Regions from separate parts of the Homo sapiens genome. Here region 2 is linked to region 1. Evidence: chromatin contacts called from ENCODE Hi-C or POLR2A ChIA-PET data. All regions are on one chromosome and are shown on one strand. The core of a region is the stretch at or near the end of the contact, and the rest is flanking DNA. Distances in the headings are between cores, read along the strand shown. Region 1 has its middle 89 kb from the start of POLR1A. Region 2 overlaps POLR1A (RNA polymerase I subunit A).

What was found. Hi-C counts contacts between places; a loop is a spot of excess contacts on that map. ChIA-PET counts read pairs that join two places held with the same protein, here RNA polymerase II (POLR2A). Pooled maps may share reads with other maps.
Region 2: a loop to region 1 is called in a pooled map, with 4 times the contacts of the local background. The contact joins two enhancer-like sites. A Hi-C loop is called at or near these places in 8 of 168 maps with a recorded cell type or tissue (B cell, CD4-positive, alpha-beta T cell, Caco-2 and 4 more), 2 of 37 single-sample maps with no recorded cell type and 7 of 50 pooled maps. POLR2A ChIA-PET finds 5 or more read pairs at or near these places in 1 of 52 experiments (CD4-positive, alpha-beta memory T cell).

What each region holds. Positions count from the first base shown.
Region 1 is chr2:86,015,911-86,018,610 of GRCh38, forward strand. No RefSeq gene overlaps it. Among named protein-coding and RNA genes, the nearest start is that of POLR1A, 89 kb to the right of the region's middle. Within about 2 kb of position 1,406, at least 13 of the 41 ENCODE cell types and tissues checked have a DNase peak (open chromatin) inside an H3K27ac peak, as active enhancers do; they include B cell and CD4-positive, alpha-beta T cell, where a contact is called at or near this core.
Region 2 is chr2:86,079,384-86,082,083 of GRCh38, forward strand. POLR1A (RNA polymerase I subunit A) reads right to left here. Exons shown (of 34, transcript NM_015425.6): 8 at 2,218-2,323; 9 at 1,433-1,595. Among named protein-coding and RNA genes, the nearest start is that of POLR1A, 25 kb to the right of the region's middle. Within about 2 kb of position 1,413, at least 12 of the 41 ENCODE cell types and tissues checked have a DNase peak (open chromatin) inside an H3K27ac peak, as active enhancers do; they include B cell and CD4-positive, alpha-beta T cell, where a contact is called at or near this core.

The sequences.
Region 1 (2,700 bases), core at 156-2,655:
ATCCATCTCCAGAACTTTTTCATCTTTCATAATTGAAACTGCCTCCATTAAACATTAGTTGCCTATTCCCTCCTCACCCCAACTCCTGGCAACCACAATTCTAATTTCTGTCTTTAAGAATTGGAGTGTTCTAAGTACCTTATATACATGAAATCATATAGTATTTGTCCTTTTGTGTCTGACTTTTTATCTTAGAGTAATGTCCTCAAGGTTTACCCATGTTGTAGCGTGTGTCAGAATTTCATTCCTTTTTGTGGCTGAATAAGGTTCCATTGGATGTATATACAGTATTTTGTTTATTTATGCATCGGTCCATGGATACTTAGGTTGTTTCTACCATTTTGGCTATCGTCAATAATGCTGCTATGAGTGAACAAATATCTGTTTGAGTCCCTGCTTTGGGTCCTTTTGTGTATAGACCCAAAAATGGGATTCCTGGTTCTAGAGGAGTTTTTCTGTTTGTTTTGTTTTTTTAGACAAAGTCTCACTCTGTTGCCCAGGCTGGAGTACAGTGGCACAATCTCTGCTCACTGCTACCTCCACCTCCCAGGTTCAAGTGATTCTCCTGCCTCAGCCTCCCAAGTAGCTGGGATTACAGGCGCGTGTTACCATGTCCAGCTAATTTTTGTATTTTTATTAGAGATGGGGTTTCACCATGTTGGCCAGCCTGGTCTCAAACTCCTGACCTGTGATCCGCCCTCCTCGGCCTCCCAAAGTGCTGGGATTACAGGTGGGAGCCACCGCGCCTGGCAGGAGTTTTAAACATACAAGACAAAGGTGCCTGTGGGCTTCGTTGGGGTCTGGGAAAATGCTGCGCAGGAGCACTGCAGGAGGATGCCAGGCCCTAGGATGTCCTAGTTCATCTCCCTTCAGCTGGCTCTGGGGAGGAGGATCTGTGGGAGCCCCGCATCCCATCCAAGATACACAAAACTTCTCTGCCAGTTGTTTAACTGCTTCACAGGCACAGACCTTGTCCCCAAGGAGTCGGAATGTTCTCACGGGAAAACAGTCGATAACACACCCGAGTCTTCCTTTCCTTCATCTATAAAACAGAGGTGCTGGTGTCGCCCGCCTGCCTCACAGACAGTTGTGAAGTTTGAATGAACTAATGCCTGCAAAGGATGCAGAGAGAAGCTGGAGGCTCATTCTGCACCTGCTGCTGCTGTAGGCCTGCCACGCCCAGCCCGCTTGCGGGTCAAACTGGGGCGCTGACAGGAGCTGCTGTCTGCAGAGGCTGGGGGCCTCTGGGGCTATTTCCACAAACCCAGGAGAGTTCTGGGGCTGAAACAGCTAAAAAGAGGGCAGACCAGAGGTAAGATGGCTTCCTCATGACAGTTCTAGGGCCGAGGTTCTCAAACTGGAGCATGAGTGAAAATCCCCCTGATAGTGTTCAAACTCAGATAACAGCCTCCACCCTGCAGTTTCTGACTCGGGAGTCTGGGGTGCGGCCTGATAATTTGCATTGTAACAACTCCTCCTCCTCCGGCTCCTCTTCCTCTTCCTCCTTCTCTTCTTCTTTTTTTGAGACAGACTCTCGCTCTGTCACCCAGGCTGGGGTGCAGTGTCACGATCTCATGATCTCAGCTCACTGCAACCTCTGCCTCCTGCGTTCAAGCAATTTTCCTGCCTCAGCCTCCCAAGTAGCTGGGATTACAGGCACCCACCACCACGCCCAGCTAATTTTTGTATCTTTAGTAGAGACAGGGTTTCACCACATTGGCCTTCTGGTCTCGAACTCCTGACCTCAAGTGATCTGCCTGCCTCGGCCTCCCAAAGTGCTGGGATTATAGGTGTGAGCCCCCGCACCTGGCCTGCATTCTAACACATTCTTAGGGGCTGCCGTTGCTGCTTACCTGGGGACTTCACTGTGAGAACCACTGCTCTAGAAAATGAAGGAGAAAAAGATGTTCATTTTTGAGGACCGTGGACACATGGATTCCCTCCTCCTTCTCTTTTTTCCCTTTCCTTCCTTCTTTGTCCAATATTTAATTGAGCATTAAAATTGGGACTACAGAGAAAAAAAAAAGACAGAGTCTTGGCCTATAACAGAGAGTCTAGAGCTGGGCTGGCCAGATGGTCGCCGGCTGCCCAGGGACCCAGCCTGCTGTGACCGGACGCGGAGGAATCCCAATGAGTCAGCCTGCAGGTGGAAGGGAAACACCGTGTCCCAGGCCAGGGGCCAGGGCAGCTTGCCAGGTCCTGTGAGAGCCCAGGCAGAGCCCGGGCAGCCCTGTCCCTGGGGTTGGGTGGTCCCCAGGCGGCAGGACGCTGGGTGAGGAGCCGGTTTGTGGAAGAGCACCTGCGACAGGGCTGTGCCCGCCCAGGCCAGGCCTTCAGAGGCCACGATGGAAGGTGGATGAGAAGTACAGTGAGCAGGACAGACATCCTATGGGCAGTGGAATGGCCTTGGCTCAAGTTGTTCCATTTCCCCTTTTCAATACTCTGCCCCCCATGCTGAGCCCCGCAGGCTACCTTCCCATGGATCCACCCTCCAGGCTTCTGTAGCCTTCCATTCCCTCCCTCACCGACCTGGCTTTCATTCCTCAGGGGCCTCCTATTTTCAAAGGAGAGAACTAGCCACTTTGATCAGCACGACCTAGGAGATGTCACCCTACACCAGTCAGAACCCGAGGACGATGCCAGAGGTGCCCCACGCAAAGGCACATCTCCAAGAGGGGCAGCAGACCTGGCCTCCCCTTC
Region 2 (2,700 bases), core at 163-2,662, 63 kb after region 1:
AATGCCTAGACGGTGACTGGCAAGGGCTGCCATGAGGATGGAACACAGAGAGTAAGGGGGGAGAAAAAACACATCCTGTCAATCACAAGGAAAGAGGGCAGTGGGACATAGGAATCAGAGGATGCTATTTGCCCCTCAGAGGCGAAGCATTTGTTTGACAAAGGGGACGACCAATTTTTCTTTTTTTTTTAATTATTGAGATGGGGTCTAACTCTGTTACCCAGGCTGGAGGGCAGTGGTGCGATCACAGCTCTCTGCAGCCTCGACTTCCCTGGCTCCAGTGATCCTCCCACCTCAGCCCCCTGAGTAGCTGGCACCATAGGCATGAACCACCATGCCCAGCTATTTTTTGTATTTTTGGTAGAGACAGGGTTTCGCCATGTTGCCCACCTGGTCTAAAACTCCTGGGCTCAAGTGAACCTCCTGCCTCAGCCTCCCAAAGTGCTGGGATTACAGGCTTGAGCTATCATGCCTGGCCAGGCTGCCCGATTTTTAAGGGACATCAACCCTGGTCACTGGGTACAGTTATCCCATGGTCTTTTCTTGGAAACTGCACTAAGGCATGCACATGGCTGATGTCTTTTACACTAAGGAGTTTTTAAAAGCACACCAATGCGGGCCGATCAGGAAACAAGCAAAACCACAGAAAGCCCCAAGTGTAACCTGCACCATAAGTGTCCAAGAGACAGTGGCGCCACCTTGTGATGGGCCTGGCAGACAGCGGGACTGTCGCAGCGGCTGGAGTCTGAGAACCCGGACTGTCTACCCAAGGCTGCCTATTTGCATCCAGAGAGTACTTTAGAGCTGGGAAGGATCTTGATGACCTCAGCAAGCTTCCTGGGTGCCCAATTCACCTTTGTACCCACTGAACACCTACTAATTAACCCGGCACACAGATGGGGCTCAGGAAATGTTAGTTGAAACTGTCCTATTCTGAGAGGAATTTCCACTCTGCAATACTGCCTTCCTGACCCCAATGCTGGAGACATTAACGTGTCCAAAATAGAGCTGGCAACATGAGCTCTAGTACTGTGACCCAAAAGGGACACTCTTAAAGCCTGAGGGAAGTAGGCTATTCTTTCTAGAGCTGCGAGAGCTGGTAGCCCGGAACAGCCTAGGTGTGAAATCTCACCACAAATCACATGCACTTTATAGCAGACACTAGTATAAGGAAGTGACTCAACTAGGGTCACCTGGCATGGTCGTTCGGTGTAGAAGCTAGACCAGAACCCACACCTTTCCATGCTCAGACCCATGTGTGTCCCCCTAATGTTCCTAGGTGCCCCCTAAGCCCAGAGCTCACACTAAGGCTGCTGCCAGCTGCACAGAACATCCCAGGAAGCATCTCCCAGACCCAGTGTCTACATCCACAGCTCACAGAGTTAGCACTAAGCATGTGTGCTCATCACATCAGCAACAGAGCAGCCCTGACCTCATCTGTAGTGGGTGTGGCCACTTCCTCTGGCAACTTCTGTTCTTGGGCCATCAATGCCAGAAGTTTTCGAATCAGAACTACATCCTTCATGACAGCCTGCAAGTTCACCGTCTGGCCATTAGTAAACATCTGGTCTCCTAGGCGACTGACTGGGCGATACCTGCAGGGGGACATACGGAATAAATGAATGTTTAGTGTGAGGAAAGGGTCATGTTCTTCAGCCTCTCACCCATGCCTACTGTAGGGAGCACACCCCACCATGCTCAAAACAACCAACCTTCCTAACCAACATTCCGGCTGGGTGTGGTGGCTTAAGCCTGTAATCCCAGTACTTTGGGAAGCCATGGCAGGTGGATCACTGGAGGTCAGGAGTTCGAGACCAGCCTGGCCAACATGGTGAAACCCCATCTCTATGTAAAATACAAAAATTATTTGGGTGTGGTGGTGCGTGCCTGTAATCCCAGCTACTCAGGAGGCTGAGGTAGGAGAATCACTTGAACCCAGGAGGCAGAGGTTGCAGTAAGTCAAGGTCATGCCACTGCACTCCAGCCTGGGAGACAGTGCAAGACTCCACTTCAAAACAAACAAACAAAAACAACCAACATTCCTATTGCGTTCACAACAAACGGGAAGGAAAGCAAGCCCTCCCACCACCTGCACCTGGAGCGGAACTGCAGCTTTGTCTCTCAGTGCCCTTGGCCCTTTCACCTCTCCTAGAGGTCACATTTCAGTTCCTTAGTACGCTTTTTTTCAGGTGAAATAAGTTAATTAAAGGGTATTACCTTGAGGGCGGCACCACCAAGAAATCTAGAAAGAACACACTGGGATTGAATCTGGATTCCATACCATCATCATCCATTCCCGAAAAAAGGTAGTTCAGAAAGAATCCTGCGTTGGAAAGAAATAAACCAAGAAGACCATTTAAATCTATCACTAAGGGCATGGGAGGACAACCATAAAAATATTACTGAGTGAGGAAAAAACAGAATACAAGATAATATGTAGAGTTAAGGTCACAGTTTTCTTTTTTGAGAAAAGGTCTCACTCCTGTCGCCCAGGCTGCTGTGCAGTGGTGCGATCATGACTCACTGCAGCCTTGATCTCCCAGGCTTAGGCAATCCTGCCACCTCAGCCTTCCAAGTAGTTGGGACTACAGGTGCGTGCTATCATGTCCAGCTAATTTTTGTATTTTTTTTTTTAAGAGATGAGGTTTTGCTTGGTTGCCCAGGCTGGTCTCGAACTCCTGGGCTCAATTGATCCACCTG